Regions from separate parts of the Homo sapiens genome. Here region 1 is linked to region 2. The links are chromatin loops, found by intact Hi-C in ENCODE. Cell type or tissue: ascending aorta. All regions are shown on one strand. Each heading gives the region's core, and the rest is flanking DNA. Links, peaks and the distances in the headings are about the cores only.

Region 1 (10,649 bases), core at 4,476-8,475, 100 kb after region 2:
GATTATAGGCACCATCATGCATGGCTAATTTTTGTATTCTTAGTAGAGATGGGGTTTCACCATGTTGGCCGGACTGGTCTCAAACTCTTGGCCTCAAGTGATCTGCCCGCCTCGGCCTCCCAAAGTTCTGGAATCACAGGCATGAGCCACAGTCCCCGGCCTGAGACCTGCCTTTAATTCCTGCCTCAGGTCAATATTGGCTCTAGCACAGGGTACTGTAGATTGGCAAGTTTGGCCAAGGGGCCCCAGCAGTGGGGGAGGGAAGGGCATGGAATGGTCATAGACCAATTAGGACAGAGGTTCAGAGAAGTGAGATTGCAACCTTTGTATCAAAGAAGGCTTCCTGTAGGAGTCAGCCTTGGTCAGGTCCTTGAAGGATGCACCTGGTTTGGTTGGGAGAACACAGCAGCCATCAGTCTCCCCATGTGACTCCTCACTTTGGCTTATCCCTCTCTGTGTGCACAGTGAATTCAACTCACCCTCCACAGCCTAGTGGGACTCTCTCCACCCTTGTGAAAGCTTCTCTGAGCTTCTCTACTATGCTACCCCCAGCCCAGAAAGGTCTTTCTCCTACTATATTCTGGTTATCCATTTGTCTGTCTCCTGGCCAGCCTGTGAGCTCTGGAAGGGTAGAGACCATGCCTTCATCTCTGTAGCCTAGAGTGCAACAGGCATTTGCTGAATCACTGCTGGGGGAAAGGAAAAACCATAAGAAATGTGAGTCCCCAGGTGCAGGAGTCCCCAGGACAGTGAGGAGGCAGTGAGCTGATGGGTCTAAGGGTACAGCCATGTAGAGGGGACTGGGAGGGCCGGTTGGAAAGGAACATGCTTCAAACCCTGCATCCTGATGACATTTCAGGGAAATTCCAGGGTAAGGTCTCTCCCAAGGCTGAGCCACTTAGAATATCTTGGGGTATTTTCTTTTCCTTTTGGTGCTTGTACTGACATTGAAGGAGTGGGGCTTCCACTGACATAAGCCCCCTGCACTTGGCCTTGAGCTAGAATATTTTGGAGTGGATTAGCACAATGTTTCCAATGTCCAAGGAGCTCATCTCCCCTGATTACAGAGATGTATTAAGTTGCTCTTCTGACCTTGACCTCTGGGACTGGAGGAATCACATGTGCTAGAGTGAGAAAAATGGCCTGCACACAGAAGGCCAGGGTTCCTGTCCTGCCTCTGACACTAACCAAGTGGGTGGCTCGGGGCTGGTCTCTGCTCTTCTTTGGGTCCAGTTTCCCTGCTGAGGCTGGATGATCTTCTAGCTCCAGCATTCTCACTCTGGTGCTCCTGTGATTCCTAATACTGGCCATCAGAATGGGAGGGCCCTGGGGTCATCGTAGTTGCCATCTTACATGAGAGCTTTCGATGTTCCCACCTCCCGAGATGAAGAAGATGATGATGATAATAATTGCTAGGTACTGACTGAACACAAGCATTGTTCTTAAGGGTGTTACATACATTACCTCATTTAATTGCCACAAAACCCCCATGAAGAAGGGGCTATTGTTTTCCTATTTTGCAGATGAGGAAAGAGAAGCAAAGAGTGATTAGCAAAGGTCCAGGCAGTCTGTACACAGAAGGGACTATCCTATATATATAATATATATTATATAATATATATATTATATATATATTATTTATATATTTAGATAGAGTCTCGCTTTGTCACCCAGGCTAGAGTCCAGTGGCACTATCTCAGCTAACTGCAACCTCTGCCTCCCAGGTTTAAGCAATTCTCCTGCCTCAGCCTCCCAAGTAGCTGGGATTACAGGTGCGTGCCACCACATCCAGCTTTTTTTTTTTTTTTGAGACAGAGTCTTGCTCTGTCACCAGGCTGGAGTGCAGTGGCATGATCTTGGCTCACTGCAACCTCTGCCTCCTGGGTTGGTGATTTCCCCTGCCTCAGCCTCCCGAGTAGCTGGGACTACAGGTGCACACCATCACGCCTGGCTACTTTTTTGTATTTTAGTAGAGATGGGGTTCCACCATGTTGGCCAGGATGGTCTCCATCTCCTGACCTCATGATCTGCCTGCCTTGGCCTCCCAAAGTGCTAGGATTACAGGCATGAGCCACCGCACTCAGCCTGTAGTATAATAAATTGACTATCCCTCCCACTTTTTGGCTAGGTTGAATGGTTTTGCAGTGACCAGAAGAATAAAGATCTGGTAAAAGGAGAATGAATTCAAACAGGAGGAGGTGCCTTGAGTGTGTGGGATGGGGAGAACATGAGTGGGAGGAAAGTTCTGGAATTGCTGGGTCTCTGGAATCAGGGCATACATATCCAGGTTTCCACCCCGCCTGGGCCCCCTGTGAGATCACCAAGGCCTCTAAGCACATTTCAGGTTTGTGTTCTCCTCTAGGCTAGCTTTCACTGCCCCAGGTCCTGCTGGGGAAACCACTGGATTCTGAACTCAGTCTTAAGGACTGATTTGGGGTCTAGCTTGTGGATGAGCTGTAATTATGTCCATTATACCTGTCTCGGAATGATTCACAGATGGCAAGAGCTTACGTAGGAGCAATGTTCCTCTTACTTTTTTTTTTTAATTTACATTTTCCGGTGACTCACTGGATTTGAGAGTAGTCTTATTGACTGGAGAAAAAAAAAGTGGGGAGGGAAAAAAAAAAAAGAAAATGTGATCAGGTGCATTGAAGACAAATAATATTGTCTAAATCATGTCCAGGCGGTTCTGGGTTCTTGTTCTATGGGTTCAAACCTATCTCCTACTCTCTGAGCCTCTTGACTCCCCCTCTTCCTGGAAGTGGGAGGCAGCCCTGTAGCTCCATGAAGGCAGTGGAGGGACAACCTCATGCTGGGAAGTTTGTGCTTTAGAAGGAGCTGAGTTCAGGCCAGGGACGGTGGCTTATCTGTAATCCCAGCACTTTGGGAGGCCAAGGCACGTGGATCACCTGAAGTCAGGAGTTTGAGACTAGCCTGGCCAACATGGTGAAACCCTGCCTCTACTAAAAATACAACAATTAGCAGGGCATGGTGGCAGGCACCTGTAATCCCAGTTACTCAGGAGGCTGAGGCTGAAGAATCGCTTCAACCTGGGAGGTGGAGGTTGCAGTGAGCCGAGATCATGCCACACTCCAGCCTGGGTGACAGAGCAAGACTCCATCTCAAAAAAAAAAAAAAAAAAAAAGAATCTGAGTTCAAATTCCTGAACAGACTCCCATCCTTGCTGTGTGACCCTAAGCAATTTCTTTAACCTCTCTGAATCTTCAGTTTTTTTCATCTGCAAATTGGGAAAAAAAAAAACAGTGCCTGCTTTACAGGCTTCTGGGAGGATTAATTGAGTTGATATATATTAAGCATTTGGAAAAGAATAATGAAAGCAACAGCAAATATTTATTAGTCCTTGTAACACCCTATCTTGGTCGTTATGACAACCCTATGGGGGAGTGCAATGATTCCCTACAGTTTACAGGTGAGGAACCTGGGCTCAGAGAGGTTAATGGTTTGACTGGGTCACACAGTAAGTGGATGGCAGAGCCTGGGAGACTAGAGCTCACGTCTAGCTCACTTCAAAGCCCCATTCACAAAACTGGACCTTACCCCCCTACTGTTCTTATTTCCATGGGAAATGGGCTTGTCCTTCCCGTCCCTCAAAATGACCTGCCTGAATTTGAGCCCGCCCCCCCCACCCACGCCCAACTTCTCTATTTCTGCCAATGATGCTGCCAGCCACTCAGGCACCCCCCCCATAAGAGGTCATCTTCGGCCCCTCCCTCCCCTCCCCTCAGCAGGCCCCACCCTTCCGTGTCAATTTTGTTGATACGACCCAAGATCTCTATCCGGGAGTTCAGTGCAGATCTGTTTCTGCCTCTCCTTCCTCTGGGCTGCCCACTGAGTTCTTCCCATATCCTCCCTCTATGTGGCCAGTTTGAGCCACCCCCTCATTGGGCTCATCACCGCCTCCCTGAAACCTTCACTGCCTCCCATGCCTGCTGCACTTAGCACTGACTCCTTCGTGCTGCGTTGACTCCCTGTGTCATATTGGGAGGGTCCTTCTCCTCTCTGGTCCTGGTGTATCTGGAGTTGGTTCCTGCCAGTGGGTTCGTGGTCTCGCTGATTTAGAGAATGTAGCCACGGACCTTTGCAGCGAGTGTCACAGCTCTTAAAGATGGCATGGACCCAAAGAGTGAGGGGTAGCAAGGTTTATTGTAAAGAGCGAAAGGACAAAGCTTCCACAGAGCCGAAGACGACCCGAGCAGGTTACCCCTGCTAGTTTGCAGGGGAGGAGGGAGTGGTCAGCTTTTATTCCCTTATTGTACCCCTCCCATGTTCCGTTTCTGTCCTATCAGAGTGCCCTTTTTTCAATCCACCCCGTGATTGGCTACTTTTAGAATCCTGGCAATTGGTACATTTTACAGAGCGCTGTTTGGTGTGTTTTACAGAGCACTGATTGGTGCATTTTACAATCCGGTTGTAAGACAGGAAAGTTCCTGATTTGGTGCATTTTACAAACCTCTTGTAAAATAGGAAAAGCTCCCCAAGTCCCCACTACACCAAGGAATACCAGCTGGCCTCACCTCTCACTGGTTTCCCCAACTGTGGAATGAGACCTGGGTGGTGCTGCCTACTGCCTGCTGTCTGGGGTACCTGAGGGGCTGGTGGCTCAGGAGCTCATTCCCTTCACCCCCACTCGCTTCGGGGCAGTGTTAGAAGGACATTGGCTGGAAAATCCCCGCAAGTCAGTGGGTCAGCAAACAGCCTGCACGAGCTCCAGCCTCTTAGTCATCCTGTCCAGGCCAGGGCTGCCCACTCTTAGGAACTGCCTCTTGCTTCTTCTTCGCTCCACCAAAACAGACTAGCTTGGGTTTGAGCTTTGTCTGGGCGGCCGGGAGGGCTGTGCTTCCCTGCTGGCTCATTCTTGATAACCTCAGGCTAGTGATCTTTAAAGGGAGCTCCCTCCCTGGCCAAGCACTGCACACCCTGGACCCCCACACCGCAAAAGGAAAGAGGGGCAACCCCGAGGTGGAGTTGGAAGCTCCCAGACAGGCTGTGGAGTCTCCCCAAAAGCAAGTTGCACTCAGAGACCAGAGCCCCAAGATGGGGGAGGACCCTGTGTTTGGTGCCTGGTGTGAGATGTGGTTGCTTCTGGTTCTGAGGGGCTGGCTTGTCCCGCAGAAAAGAAATACAAGGTCAAAGCCAAGGTGCCCCCTATACTGAGAACACAGGCCCCTGGGCATTGACACCAAGCATGACTGTGACTGACGCTGCTGCAGGCGCCAGGGACAGAGGGGATGACATCTCTACCCCTCAAAGAGTTCACAGGCCTCATTGTGGGAGCAGATACAATAATCCCATGATTTGTGGTTTATCGCGGAATGTCCATTCATGAAAGTCTAAACAGGAAATGGTTTTATTTTTTCACATTGCTTTCCATGATGCGATGAGAGTCCTCCCTTTCCTGTCCTTTGACACATTTGGGGCAGATTCCATAGCTTCGTGGTCCCTTTCGGGGGTGTGGCTGGGCAGGCCCAGCCTCATCTTTGGGGCACAGAGGTGCCGGGTTCTTAGTGCCTTTTGTTCTTGGCTTTGGGCCTTCTCTTAGTTCTGGGTAGTTAAGTCCTTTATATGACCTATAAGATCGGCTGGGCACAGTGACTCATGCCTGTAATCCCAGCACTTTGGGAGGCCGAGGTGGGCAGATCACGAGGTCAGGAGTTCAAGACCAGCCTGACCAATATGGTGAAACCCCGTCTCTACTAAAAATACAAAAATTAGATGGGTGTGGTGGCATGCGCCTGTAGTCCCAGCTACTCAGGAGGCTGAGGCAGGAGAATTGCTTGAACCTGGGAGGCGGAGGTTGCAGTGAGCCGAGATCGTGCCACTACACTCCAGCCTGGGCAACACAGCAAGACTCCATCTCAAAAAAAAAAAGGATGAAGTACAGGGGCTCGTGGGAGCTGAGATGGGGGCAGTCAGCCTGACTGCGGGGGCAGGAAAGGCTCTGGGCGACCTCTTTCACGCCAGGTGTGGCTGGACTCAGATTTCCTCAGGGGAAAGTGCTTGATGTCTATGACGTTCTCCTCTTCCAGAAGTTTCCTAAGAGCTCAGGGCCCCTGTTTTGAAGTCATTATGAATGTGAAGGCAAGGCCCTTCTCTGTCCCTAGTGTTCATCAGGACCCGCACATCCATGGTGATGAATGAATGAATGAATGAATGAATGAGCTGGTGCCGGTTGGGAATTGTATTTTCTTGTGCTTTGGTTAATGGAGTGTCTTGGGATTCTAGAAGAGTTGGAATTCTTTGGAAGAATTTCTAGAAGGCAAGTATTATAGATTGAATTGTGTCCCCCACCCAAGTTCATCTGCTGAAGCCTTAACTCCCCATGGGACGACATTTGGAGACAGCAGCTTTTAGGAGGTAATAAAGGTTAAATGAATTCATATGGCTGGGGCCCTAGTCCCATAGGACTGGTGTCCTTCTAAGAAGAGGAAGAGACACCAGAGAGCTCTCTCTCCACACGCAGAGATGAGGCCATGTGAGGACACAGTGAGAAGGTGGCCACCTGCTAGCCAAAGAAGAGCCCTTGCCAGAAACTAGCGCTGCCGGCACCTTCATCTTGGACTGCCTGCCTCCAGAACTGTGAGAAATCGATTCCTGCTGTGTAAGCCCCCTAGGTCTGTGGTATTCTGTTACGGCAGCTCAAGTAGATGGAGAAAGTGAGACGACCCAGCCTGAGCTAGCAGCTAGGCAGCTGAGAGCTGGGCTCCACTGAGCCATGCAGGAAGCTTGCTCCTGGCCAGTCCTCTGCATCAGCCTGCTGCTTGAGCTGGAACCCCCTTCTTCAGCATCTGCTTCCTCTCCTGGACAGCCCCCCGTGCCCCAAGCTCTCCCTCTGCCCTCTTCTTGGAACAAGCTCTCAATCCATGCAGTGCCATTTGCGCCCTCCAAGGTTATACTCATGGGACTGTGTCCTTTCCGATGACATTCAGTTGGCCGGTCTATTTATAACAATGACTCACACACCACCTCAACTTCTGCAGGAAGAGTTCGGCTTGGGAGCCAACTCCGCTGGAATGTAAAACAATTTGCCCTTGTAAATTATCACCATTTCATTTCCACAACATTGTTTATCCTTGGCCTCCTCTTGACCCTAGTGCCAAATCACTTCACGAAACCCCCTACATCCACCTCCGGTGCCACCATCCTCTCCTGTTTATCAAGAATCTTGCTGGCTCCATGACCTGCACCACCAAGCAAGTTCCTCTTCAGCATTGACCTTGGGACCGAGACTTCCTTGCTCTGCAGATGGGAAGGCCTCTGCTAGACACTCTCCCTTTGTTTTCATGTTGATTGCTTGGAGTGAGCTCAGGTTGGGACTGGGGCAGGGAGTGGAAGACTCTGGAAGAGAGCTCTGAGCCCCCATCCTTGGCCTGAGGCTGCCTTCTCCAACCCTGTCTCTCAGCCTTTGACATGAAACACCCACAGCACTGCAGGCTGACTTCTGCATCCACCCCACCTCATTCCACAGCAACTGTTCTCATCTCCTAGTTGACACATCAAGGTGATCCTTTAAGTCCCAAGTTTCAGCAGTCTCTCTGCAGCTTTTGACATGGTTGAGCTCGGTCCTCCCTGGCTTCTGACACGCCACCCTCTCCTGGTTCAGGAACAGCCCTAGGCTCCATAACCTTCTCATTTATGCCTCCACTTCAGCCTCCATCTTTTCTCCCTTACATCACTACACAGCCACCAGCTGGATGCCCTGCCTTCGGGCTCTCCCTCTCAATCCACTCTCTGTCATCAGATGATGTCACACCCCTGCTTAAGTCCCTACCTTGCATGGAATACAGGCCCTAATGACCAGTCCTGGCTGGCTCTTGGCCTCGTATTCTGCCCCTTATTCACACTCCACCCCAACCCCATTTTCCAGCCTCCTGGACTACTCAGATGCCTCCAGATTGACTTTCTTCTCTCACATCTCTTTGCCTTAGCACATGATGCTCTCACTGCACAGAACACTCTTATTGCCTTCTTCTTTGTCTGAGCCCTATAATTTGGAATTCTGCTAGGTCATCCCCTTTGGCAGAAGGCTTCAGGGAGCAGCCCTTCCTCTCCTCCCCTGGCGTCTTCCTCACTGCCCACTGCTGAACCATCTGTGTGCTTCCCTCACTGGCCCCGATTCCCACTCTACCTACCGACCTGACACTCCAGCCCGGATCAAATTCCTTTATTTTATGCTCCCATGGAGTGATTCCATTGTCTTTAGAACACTGCTTTAGTTAGTAGTTTTATTTCATAAAAACCATTATTTGATTATTGTCTTAATCTCCCCCACCAGGCTGGAAACTAACGAGAACAGATAAATCTTTATCTTCAAATAGGGATATTGTTTTTCTTTTTAAAGAACATTTACTATTAAAAATTCTATTTTTATTTATTTATTTATTTATTTATTTTGAGATGGAGTTTCACTCTTGTCGCCCAGGCTGGAGTGCAATGGCGCAATCTTGGCTCATGCAACCTCCACTTCCCGGGTTCAAGTAATTCTTCTGTCTCAGCCTCCCAAGTAGCTGGGATTACAGGCATGTACCACCATGCCCAGCTAATTTTGTATTTTTAGTAGGGATGGGGTTTCACCATGTTAGCCAGGCTGCTCTCTAACTCCTGACCTCAGGTGATCCACCTGCCTTAGTCTCCCAAAGTGCTGGGATTACAGGTGTGAGCCACCGTGCCCAGCCCCTATTATATATTTTAAAAGACTAATGAACACCTGTTATCCATGACCCAACTTTGTCCAATCTTACCACTTGCCATATTTGCTTCAGATGTTTTTTTGAAGATATAAAGATGATTGAAAGCTTCTAAGTTTCAATACACATCTATAGAACTTGCTGTCATTACGTGTATAAATGTTTAGATATATTTATAAAATGTGTGCAGTGTCTAAGGATTAACGACAACAGCAAATACCTGCGTACCCACCACTCCATTTAGGAAAAAGAATATAACCATTCGTTTGAAAGTCCCCTCTGAGGCCCTCCTCAGCCCCTCCCCTTTCCTCAGTAACCATTATCCCAAATTGTGTGTGTGATTTTCATGCTTTCTTTATACTTATACCAAATATATTTGTATCCCTAAACAATAGATTGTTTAGTTTTGCTGTGTTTTCAAACTTTATATAAATGGAAACATACAATTTGTAGTCTACTGTAACCTGTTTTTTAACACATTTTGTTATGACATTGTGTGTACCCTGTAATTCATTTCCCTGATGATTTTTATTCTGTTACGTGGACATACCATACTGTATCCATTCCCCTGTTGATAGACATGATAGACATTTAGTTTGCCTTTCCCCTAGACCCATATGTGTGTGTGTGTGTGTGTGTGTGTTTTTAGACGGAGTCTCTGTCGCCCAGGCTGGAGTGCAGTGGTATTATCTTCGCTTACTGCAACCTCCGCCTCCGGGATTCAAGCGATTTTCCTGCCTCAGCCTCCAAGTAGCTGAGATTACAGGGATCTGCCACCATGCCTGGCTAATTTTTTTTTTTTTCCGCCAAGATGGAGTCTTCCCCTGTCACCCAGGGCTAGAGTGCAATGGCGTGATCTTGGCTCACTGCAACCTCCGCCTCCCAGATTTAGGCAATTCTCCTGCCTCAGCCTCCCGAGTAGCAGGAATTACAGGCATGCACCACTATGCCTGGCTAATTTTTGTATTTTTAGTAGAAACGGGGTTTCATCATGTTGGCCAGGCTGGTCTTGAACTCCTGACCTTGTGATCTGCCCTCCTTGGCCTCCCAGAGTGCTGGGATTACAGGGGTGAGCCACCACACGTGGCTTCTGTGTTTTCTTTTTTGTATTTCTGCCCATCCTCCATTTTTTTTTTTTTTTTTTGGTTACAAACAGTGGTGCAGTGAGGGTTCCCCTTGTGCACATATGAGAGATACAAATGCCCCCCAGCTAAAGACACACCTGCCAGGAATGGCTGGATCACAAGCGAGGGACCTCTTCACTTTTCCTAGGCACTGCCTGTCCACATTCCCACAAGCAGAGTACACTGTCTGAATTCCAGTTTCTCCACAGTCTCACCAGTGTTTAGTATCCTTAGATTTCAACAACTTTGTGAATCCAATGGGTATGAAGTGCTATTGTGTTATTTTCCTGATTAGTGGTGAGGTTAAGCATCTTTCCAAATGTTTTCTCTTCTGTAAATTGCCTGTTTGTATTCTTGTGACTATTCTATTTGATATTTTTTTCCTCAGAATTGATTTATGGCAGTTCTTTGTGGATTTTGCACATGAATCTCTTATCAGGCGAATGCCTTTTCCCAGACTATAGTTTGTCTTTTTGCAGTGGGTTGGGGAAGTGGATTTGAGAGATATTTTTTTCTTTTTTTTGAGACAGAGTCTTGCTCTGTCGCCCAGGCTGGAGTGCAGTGTCGCGATCTCGGCTCACTACAAGCTCTGCCTCCCGGGTTCACGCCATTCTCCTGCCTCAGCCTCCTGAGTAACTGGGACTACAGGTGCCCGCCATCACACCCGGCTAATTTTTTCTATTTTTAGTAGAGACGGGGTTTCATCGTGTTAGCCAGGATGGTCTCAATCTCCTGACCTCGTGATCTGCCCACCTCGGCCTCCCAAAGTGCTGGGATTACAGGCGTGAGCCACCATGCCCGGCTGATTTTTCAAATACAG
Region 2 (10,649 bases), core at 3,595-7,594:
AACAATTTTTAAGTGTAGAGTTCAGTGGCACATTCATGTTGTGTAGAGCCATCACCACATCCATCTCCAGAACTTTTTCATCATCTCAAATTGAAACTTGGTACCCATCAAACACTCCTGTTTCCTCCTGCCCCTCCCATGGTAAGCATGCCTCTTTCTGCTGTCTTTGACTATTTTAGGTATCCTATATAAGTGGAATCATTGCAGATTTGTTCTCTTTTTCTTCTTTTGTTTGTTGAAATTGATAGTTTTGAGGAGTGCTGGTCAGATATTTTGTAAGATTTCCCACTATTGGAATTTGTCTGTTTTTCTCACGACAAGACCGATGCTTGATGTCTATTTTTTACTGTCTGCCAAGTAAGATGCTAAGTGCTAGGAATTCATAAACAAAGCCTAGGTTCTTAGCTTGTGCTCATTTTGCAGATGAGGACTTGACTCTCAGAGAGTTTTAGTTACTTGCCCAGGGTCATATAGCCAATAAATGGCAAAGATGGGATTTGAACTTATCCTTCTGATTTAGACTTGCACCTTCTCCTCCACACTCCTTTTATGCAGGCCAACCAGAGCTGGTGTCCCTACCCTCCTCTTGGACCATTCACAGTCAGTTGGGTGGGTCGGAGCCAGGCAGGTGCTGGGTGCTGGGCCACCTCCATGGAGCAGGCAGTAGCTCTCCACCGAGATTTTTCTTAAATATTTATTTATTTATTTATCAGAGAGGGTCTCCCTCTGTCACCCAGGCTAGAGTGCAGTGGCATGATCATGGCTCAGTGCAGCCTCAACTTCCCTGGCTCAAGTGATCCTCCTGAGTCTCTGGGACTACAAGCGCATGCCACCACATCCAGCTAATTTTTGTATTTTTCATAGAGATGGTGTTTCGCCATGTTGCCCAGGCTGGTCTTGAACTCTTGGGCCGAAGCAATCTTCCCACCTAGGTCTCCCAAAGTGCTGGGATTATAGGTGTGAGCCACTGTGCCTGGTCTTTAAAAACTTTTCTTAATTTTAAACAATTTGAAACATTTTATACATACATGAGTGTATATAACGCATGGGGTCAGTTTGAAGGATAATAATGAAAATAAATGCCCATGTTCCCAGCACCTAACCGAACAATTCCATGTTTTCAATACTTTCTAAACCTCCCTGGGTGCTCCCTTCCCCTTAAGTCCCACCTTTTCCCCTTGTCCCTGGCAGGTCATCACCATCCTGAATTTTGTGTCTGTCATTCTCTTTTCTCTGTGGTTTTACCACATAGGCATATGCCCCATACGTCAATATGTTGTTTAGTCTGGAGAGATTGTTGGGCTTCTATTGAGTGAGGTCACAATGCACATTATGTTATGATTTGCCTCTTTCAGTCAACATTGTGTTTATGGGATTCATTCATTCAGTTTAGCTTATTCATTTTCACCACTATACAGTATTTCATTGTATGAATATGGTCTGTATTTTTTAATCCATTCTCATGGCCGTGGGGGTTTGGGCTGTTTGCAGTTTTTGCCTTTATAAGCAGTGCTGCTAAGAACATTCTGCGGCCCATGGGTGGGAGAGTTTCTCCAGCTGTCTTATGAAGAGTGGATTTACTGGATCATAGAGTATGTGTTCCAGGTGATACCAAACTGTTTTCCAAAGGCTTGGGTCCGTCTCCACTCCCACCAGTCATGTATGAGGGTCCTCACCCCTCCATATCCTCAGAGCCGTCTTTGGTGCTGGTCTGTCTTTCACCTCAGCTATGTCGACATCTCAGAGGCCATTGGCCGTACTCAGCGCTCAGGCCTTACTTGGCCTCTGGCCTGAGTATCTCTAGCTTAGTCACTTGGACTTCCGGCTTCCCTGAGCGTTTAAGCCCGTGCTTGTGTTGTTGGCTCCAGCCCTGGGTCCGGGCACAGAGCTCCAGCCTTGGCTCCAGATTCTGGGTCCTGGTAGGGCTCTGTGTCTCCAGAGTGGTCAAGGAAGTTAGACCCAAGCAAGGTGGCACTGGAATTTTCCATCATGCAGGAGACAGTGTCTTCCCATCCCCTTGCCTTCTTCCTGCCCTGAGAACCAGGAATCCTTAAGAGGGCTTTCATGGTTTTTTTTGAGGCCTTTTGGTTGGTGAACACCAGAACTGTCAGTACTGGCAGGAGGACGTGACATCTGTGCTGGCCCTAGGCCAGGCCACATGGACGTCTCTGCACAGAGCCAGCTCATCCGGCCCCAGGCGTCAGGTGCACGGGTGTGCACAGAGCCAGGCCCCACCCAGTTCAGGACAGCCCCAGAGCCCACTCCTTTTGCCTTCACCTTCCTATCAGATGCTCCTATTTTTTTAAAAAAATTTATTTATTTGTAAAGATGAGGGTCTCACTATGTTTCCCAGGGTGGTCTCAAACTCCTGGCCTCGAGCAATCTTCCCACTTCGGCCTTCCAAAGAGCTGGGATGATAGGCATGAGCCACTGTGGCTGGCCCAGATGCTCCTTTTTCTGATGGTGCCTGCACCAGGGATGGTTCCCTGTGTCCCAGGCTCAGAGTTTCTGGGTTTTCCTTGTCTTGGTAACCACGACAGCATAGTGGCTACCAACACAGACCAACCTGGGTTCGAATCCCAGTTCGACTTCTGACTAACTTTGGCATCTAGTACTGGTAACATGACTTCCCTTAGCTGCTGTTTCCCCATTGTAAAATGAGGATACCATCTACATCTACAGGATTATTGAATGAGAAAATGTGCACAGAGTGTTAGCACCCTTCCTGGCACACCCAGGACCCCAAGAACTGTTTTGGGTGCTTATTGTGATGTGGTGGACCTGGGTTTCAGTTCTGATGCTGTCACCTCTGAGTTGTGTCATTTAGCCTGTCTGGGCCTCAGTTTCCCATTTGCAAAATGGTAGTAAGGATTTTTACTTCATTTGGCTCATTGATCTAAAATATGTAAAGGGTACAGAGTTGCTCAATAAATATTAGTGAATGTTATTATTATATGAGATGCAAGGACTTACTTTTTTTTCTCAAAGGATATAGACAGGGGACATAGAGAAGACTCATTTCCTGTGGAACAGTCCAGACTTCACATATTCAAGTTTTTATAAACATTATTCTTTTAAAAAAGAATACATGATAAACATTTTGGAGAAGAGAAAAGGAGGGGGAAAAACTCACTCACGATCCCACCACCTGAATGTAAGCACTGTGAGCAAGCATGCTGCTGCACTTCCTTCCAGGGTTTCCACATGCATTTTATTAAGTGGTCGTAATTACAGGATATACGCAGTTTTGTATTCTTTTTCTTCTACTTAGCGGCATATCATAAATGTTACCCCATGTGGCTACATGTTATTGGCAATTGTGATTTTTTTTATGGCTGCATACCATCCTTAATTATGACCTTTATGAATAAAGCTCTCCAGCATTTCCCGTTTTTTCCTGAGGATGGATTCCAGAAGTCAAGTTACTGGGTCAGACGGTGTAAACACTTTTTATAGCTTCAGATTCGTATAGCCAAATTGCTTTCCAAAAGGGTGGTATCAATTTGCAGTGTAGTCATGCCTGTAAATGCTCATCCAGCTGCATATTTATTGGTATTGGGTATTATAAATACAGTTTTTTTTTGGGGGGGGCTGACTTATGTGCTATGTCTTGTCTTTATCAGCATCAGTTGCCAAACCAGAAAAAAGTTAAAAGGAGTTGAGAAACTACAACAAACTTCATTAGTGCAGAATCATGGTGTTGAAAAAGATCTTGAGCAGACTATTAACTTTTTCTTCCCCCTGATTTTTACCATCTGCAATTGAACTATAAAGGTGGATGGATGTTATATTTTAATTTAACATAATTTTTAAAAAGTTTATTTTTTTCTATTACAAGAGTAAAATGTGCAAGCCTGGACAATATGGCAAAACCCCTTCTCTACAAAAAATTCAAAAATTAGCTGGGTGCGGTGGTGTGTGCCTGTAGTCCTAGATACTTGGGGGCTGAGATGGGAGGACAGCTTGAGCCTGGGAGGCAGAGGTTGCAGTGAGCTGTGTTTGTGCCACTGTACTCCAGCCTGGGCGACAGAGCAAGACCCTGACTCAAAAAAAAAAAAAAAAAAGAGTAAAATGTGATTAGTAAAGACATGTTGAAACTATAGAAAAAGTTGAAAGATATGCAATCACTGATCATCCCAAGGCTAACATTTTGGCACATATCCTCATTTTCTTCCAATTTTTTTTGTTTGTTTTTTGAAACAGAGTCTCGCTTTGTTGCCCAGGCTGGAGTGCAGTGGCACAATCTCGGCTCACTGCAATCTCTGCCTCCTGGGTTCGAGTGATTCTCTTGCCTCAGCCTCCCGAGTAGCTGAGATTACAGGTGCATGCCACCACACCTGACTAATTTTTGTATTTTTAGTACAGATGGGGTTTCACCATGGTGGCCAGGCTGGTCTCGAACTCCTAGCCTCTAGTGATCCACCTGCCTTGGCCTCCCAAAGTGCTGGGGTTACAGGTGTGAGCCACCTCGCCCAGCCCCCTTCCAATGTTTTTTCTCCAAACATTTTTCTCCTTTCGTATAGCTGTGACTATACTATATAAACAATTTTCAATTTATCTTTTTCCATTTAACATAACAATACAGGTATTTATATAATTATAAGCATATATAGATATCCTTTTGACAGCCCACGTATTTTGTTATTTTTTATTTTCTTTTTGGAAAGAAAATACCTATGATTTTAAAAAATTCAAATAGTGCAGAAAGAACAATGAAAAGTCTCCTTTCCACCCTTGGCTTCAGTAATCCTCCCCACAGTCCTGTGGTCACCATTTCCTTGTGGATCCAGAGATGTTCTATGCAAATACAAACAGAAGCGAGCTTTTCTACACAAATAAAGATTGGAATACCATTCATCTTGCTTTGCACTTTGCTTTCTTGTCTTTCTCACTTAATATATTTTGGACACCATCCCATAACAGCACATACGGTTTTAACATGGACTTTCTTTTTAATAGTTAATAGTATATATTGTGTGGATGTACCATAATGTATTATCCAGTCCTTGCTTTTGTTTCTATAGACTATGTTGCAAGCAGCAGTCTTGCCCTTTAGGCACGTGTGTGAGTAGTCTCTGTAGGATAAATTCCTAGCACTGAAATTTTGCTAGGTCAGCAAATGCATTTTAAAATGTACATTTTATTTTGGAAGACACTATCAGATTGCCTTCAAACTCTACCCAATAATGTATAAAAGTGCCTGTTTCTCCATACCAGCAGAGGGTAAACAACATCTTTGATCTTTGACAAACTGAAAGGTAAAAATGGTATTCCCGTTTTGTTTTAATATAAGTTTTTCTTATAGGAAAGGCTGAATAGGCTGGGCACGGTGGCTCACGCCTGTAATCCCAGCACTTTGGGAGGCCGAGGTGGGTGGATCATGAGGTCAGGAGTTCAAGACCAGCCTGGACAACATGGCAAAACCCCGTCTCTACTAAAAATACAAAAATTAGCCAGGCGTCGCTGGGTGCAGTGGCTCATGCCGGTAATCCCAGCACTCTGGGAGGCTAAGGCAGGTAGATCATGAGGTCAGGAGATCGAGACATTCCTGGCTAACGCAGTGAAACCCCGTCTCTACTAAAAATACAAAAAAATTAGCTGGGCATGGTGGCGGGCAGCTGTAGTCCCAGCTACTCGGGAGGCTGAGGCAGGAGGATGGTGTGAACCCAGGAGGTGTTGCAGAGATCATGCCACTGCACTCCAGCCTGGGTGACAGAGCCACTGCACTCCAGCCTGGGCAACAGAGTGAGACTCCATCTCAAAAAAAAAAAAAAAATTAGCCAGGTTTGGTGGCACGTGCCCTGTAATCCCAGCTAATCAGGAGGCTGAGGCCAGAGAACTGCTTGAATTCAGGAGGTGGAGGTTGCAGTGAGCTGAGATCGCGCCACTGCACTCCAGCCTGGGCAACAGAGCAAGACTCCATCTCGGAAAAAAAAAAAAAGGCTGAATAATCTTTCAAAGCCACTTACATTTTGATTTCTGTGAACTGACTAGACATCATTTTTAACTGCTGAGAAATAGCCCGTGGAGATTTACCAAAGTGTATCTAATAATTCTTTTATGTTGTTTCAAAACTTTCACTGTTATCAATAATACCTAGTGTCATCTTTTTGCATATATCTTCTGTCTGCTTCTGTTTTTTTGGATCATTTTCTTTTTCTTTCTTTTTTTTTTTTTTAGACGGAGTCTCACTCTGACTCACCCAGGCTGGAATGCAGTGGCACAGTCTCGACTCACTGCAATCTCTGCCTCCCAGGTTCAAGCAATTCTCCTGTCTCTGCCTCCCGAGTAGCTGGGACTGCAGGCGTGCACCACCACACCCAGCTAATTTTGTATTTTTAGTAGAGATGGGGTTTCACCATGTTGGCCAGGCTGGTCTCGAACTCCTGACCTCAGGTGATCCACCCATCTTGGCCTGGATCGTTTTCTTTTTTTTGGAGACGGAGTTTTGCTGACACCCAGGCTGGAGCGCAGTGGCACAATCTCAGCTCACTGCAACCTCCATCTCCCAAGTTCAAGCGATTCTCCTGCCTCAGCCTCCCAAGTAGCTGGGACTACAGGTGTGCGCAACCACTTCTGGCTCATTTTTGTATTTTTGGTAGAGATGGGGTTTCACCATGTTAGCCAGGCTGGTCTCAAAACTCCTGACCTCAGGCAATCCACCTGCCTCAGCCTTCCAAAGTGCTCCGATTACAGGCGTGAGCCACTGTGCCCAGCCCATTTTCTTAGAACAGATGCTTAGAAATGAAATTAGCCCATCAAATGGTATTGGACTTTTAAAGACACGATTGCCAAATCGCTCTTGGAAAGGCTTATACTGCTTTACAACTCCACCAACGACGTACATGTGTACTCAATTCCCTTTCCATTGCCAGCATTGGCTTTACCATATTTAAAAAAAAATCTCCCAGGATGTAGCTTCTGTAGATTTATTCTGTCCTCTAATCCAGTATTAACCTAACCTTCAAAGCCAGGTTTGTATTGCAAAACAAATCCTTCCTGTCAAATTGAGGCCTGACTTTATTCTGGAAGAACTTAGGAGTTCTGCATCAGAAATGTTGATGTCTATTTTCCTTCCTTTGTAAAGTCCCATGGCCAAGTTTGTATGAATCATTACAGAAAAAAAAAAAGATTGCCATTGTTCCAACAAGTGCTCAAATGCTTCTCAACTGTATTACCAATTGGAATAGATTACCTATGTCCATGGAGGTGTGGGGCGGCACTCTGCCTAGGAAGGTACTGTCTGATTCACTCTCAATGGGACGTGGCAAAGTCAGCAAGGGTGACACTGGGAAGGGTCTTGTGTGCTGGGCTGCATCAGAATGGGTGTTACCTGAAAGAACAGATACTTGTTTATATCTGCTCGACATCTCTTTCCTCTTCTCTTGAGAGGGGTGTCTTTCTTCCTTTCGAACTACTGTGTCATGAGCTAGCCCTGACCTACCAGAATCCCCTTTCTTCTTGGCTAGCATGACTGACTCATGGGTGGGTATGACCCAAGAATGACCAGTCAGTCCTTCCTGAGATTTGACATACGTATGCTGAGAGAAAGAAACTTAGATTTCCCATGAAGCTTGGTAATGGGGGATGATTTAGGCCTAAGCTCTTGGTGGTCTCCCTCTTTTTTTTTTTTTTGAGACAGGATCTGGCTCTGTCACCCAGGCTGGAGTGCAGTGGCATGATCACAGCCCACTGCCACCTCTACCTCCCAGGCTCAAGTGATCCTCCCACCTTAGCCTCCCAAGCAGCTGGGACTACAGGTGTGTGCCACCATGCCCAGCTAATTTCTGTATTCTTTTTTTTGGTAGAGACAGGGTTTCACCATGTTGCCCAGGCTGGTCTCGAACTCCTGAGCTCAAGCCATCCACCCGCCTCGGCCTCTCAAAGTGTTGGGATTACAGGCATGTGCCACCGTGCCTGGCTGGTCTCTTTTCCTCCATGTGGAAAAAGCTGCCTGCAGTAGAAGCCTGGGAATATGAAACTAAGAAAAGACACACAGGCGAGGCAGGACAGGGGGAAAGGGATGGTCTTTATGCTAGTCATCTGAGTGCTCATCGACCTGGATTTCCTTCTGCACTTATAATGGAAGAACTCTGGTGCACCAGGGGAGGCCAGAGAACTTCACGTCTGAGATGAGCACAGCGAATTCCAGAGAGAGGGAACCAAGGGTTGGTACTAGGAGAAAATATCCCTTGTCAGATTCAAACATCTCAGACGTTTGAAATGATAGGATGAGGCAAGATAAGAACTGGTGCTGGGAATATGAGAAGCAAGTCAGGAAGTATAAAGGCAGGGAAGAGAAAGGAGTCTATTGTATTCATCTGAGCACAAGACGATCTTGAGCCAGGTTGGCAGTGGAACGGTGCGGAATGGTGAGGAATGGTTGCAAGGAGAATTGCAGTGGAATAATTGGTAGGACTTGGTGACTGGCTGGCTAGCTGTATTAGTTGGCTTAGCCTGCCATCACAAAATACCACAGACTAGGTGGCTTGAATCATAGAAATTCATTTTCTCATGGTTCTGAAGGCTTGGAAAGTCCAACATTAAGGTGCCGGCAGGGTTGGTTTCTGCTGACGCCTCAGGTTGCACGTGGTGCCTTGTCACTGTGTCCTCATATGGCCTTTTCTCACTGCTTGTGTGGAGAGAGATCACTGGTGTCTCTTCCTCTTCTTATAAGTACACCAGTTCTGTGGGATTAGGGCCCCATCCCTATGACCTCATTAACCCTCATGTACCTCCTTAAAGGTGGTCTCTCCAAATGCAGTTACGTTAGTGGTTAGTGCTTCAACATATAAATTTGTGGGGAGACACAATTCAACCCTGACACTAACAAAGTAGGAATACATTTTTGGGGTAGAATGATTAATTTGTTTGAGTTTATTTTTCTCTCATGTCTTAAAAAGATATTTGTAACCATAGGTACATGTGATTTAAAAAACTCTCTTCTTTTCATTTATTAGTATATTATAAGCATTTTCCCATATTGCTATGTAGCATTTTTTTTTCTTTTGAGATGGAGTCTCACTCTGTTGCCCAGGCTAGAGTGCAGTGGCACGATCTTGGCTCAGTGCAACCTCCACCTCCCAGGTTCAGTCGATTCTCCTGCCTCAGCCTGCCAAGCAGCTGGGATTACAGGTGCATGCCACCATGCTGGCTAATTTTTGTGTTTTTAGTAGAGACGGGTTTTCACCATGTTGGCCAGGTTGGTCTCGAGCTCCTGACCTCAAGTGATCTGCCCACCTCGGCCCCCTGACGTGCTGGGATTACAGGCATGAGCCACCACGCCCAGTCATATTGCTATGTAGTTCTTGTAACTATCATTTTTTTTTCTAACTGCTCCTTCTGGAGCAGGGCTACCCATAGGCAGTGTGACCAGGGAAGCCTATAACTATCATTTGTAAAGGCTACAATGCCTTTGTGGCAGTACCCTAGTATTATTCCGAGTCTTTATTTATTTATTTATTTTTGAGACAGAGTCTTGCTCTGTTGCCCAGGCTGGAGTGCAGTGGTGAGACCTTGGCTCACTGCAATCTCTGCCTCTTGGGTTCAAGTGATTCTCACATCTCAGCCTCCCTAGTAGCTGGAATTACAGGTGCCTGCCACCACGTCTGGCTAATCTTTGTATTTTTAGTAGAGACAGAGTTTCACCATGTTGGCCAGGCTGGTCTCAAACTCTTGACCACAAGTGATCAGCCCACCTCGGCCTCCCAAAGTGCTAGGATTACAGGTGTGAGCCACCAGGCCTGGCCTCTAGTCTTTATCTTAACTAGTTTCCCTCAACTAGGCAACCAGCTGTGAGCCCATTCCATCCATCTTTTCCCAGCTCTTGTAACCATCCTTTCTTTCCTATCTTGACTGCCAACAGCCTGCCATAAGGCCAGATCATTGCATGCTGGGCACTTCCTCACTGGCCCACTGTCACCCTGCCCCTAGTTGTGCCCCCTCCATTCACCTGGCACAGAGGAGACAAATGAAGCTTAAGGCTGTGCTTTTCATGTCACTCCTTCGCCCTTAAAATGAATGGGATGATGAACCCCAAACTCGTTAGCTAGGCGGGGCGCAGTGGTGCATGCCTGTAATCCCAGCACTTTGGGAGGCCAAGGTAGGCAGATCGCTTCAGCCCAGGAGTTTGAGGCCTGATGAATATAGCGAGACCTTGTCTCTGCAAAAAATTGAAAAATTAGTTGGGCATCGTGGTGTGCACTTGTGGTCCCAGCTACTCAAAGAGGCTGAGGTGGGAGGATTGCTTGAGCCTACAAGGTCAAGGCTGCAGTGAGCTATGATCACACCATGGCACTCTAGCCTGGGCAACAGAGCAAGACCCTGTCTCAAAAAAAAAAAAAAAAGAAACAATATATAAAGTTCTGTAATTCACATTACTGAAATTGGAAAGATAATCAACATGACCAAACTTAATCATAGTTGTGTCTGGATGTTCTGTAAATGGACCAGTGATGTTTGAATGAATATAATAAAAACATAAAAACTTAAAATTGTTTTAATATGTGTTTTCAAAAGTTAATTTTGAATATTTCATTTTATTTTATTTTTTCAAGATGGAATTCCGCTTTTGTCTCCCAGGCTGGAGTGCAATGGCACAATCTTGGCTCACTGCACCTCTGCCTCCTGGGTTCAAGTGATTCTCCTGC

The links. A loop is a pair of places that touch in the nucleus more often than their neighbours do. Peaks named below come from ENCODE experiments on the same cell type or tissue, not always from the same donor. Only the 100,000 strongest peaks of a DNase experiment are listed, where the experiment ranks them.
Region 1: it touches region 2 in a loop (2.1-fold over the local background); 2 of 110 quality-filtered maps call a loop at or near these places.

Annotation. Positions count from the first base shown.
Region 1 is chr17:31,718,932-31,729,580 of GRCh38, reverse strand. No RefSeq gene overlaps it. Among named protein-coding and RNA genes, the nearest start is that of COPRS, 130 kb to the left of the region's middle. In ascending aorta, for the core only: no CTCF peak of the experiment used is centred there; DNase peaks (open chromatin) are centred at 4,770, 6,940 and 7,780; H3K27ac peaks cover 3,809 bases.
Region 2 is chr17:31,817,675-31,828,323 of GRCh38, reverse strand. No RefSeq gene overlaps it. Among named protein-coding and RNA genes, the nearest start is that of COPRS, 36 kb to the left of the region's middle. In ascending aorta, for the core only: no CTCF peak of the experiment used is centred there; no DNase peak of the experiment used is centred there; H3K27ac peaks cover 513 bases.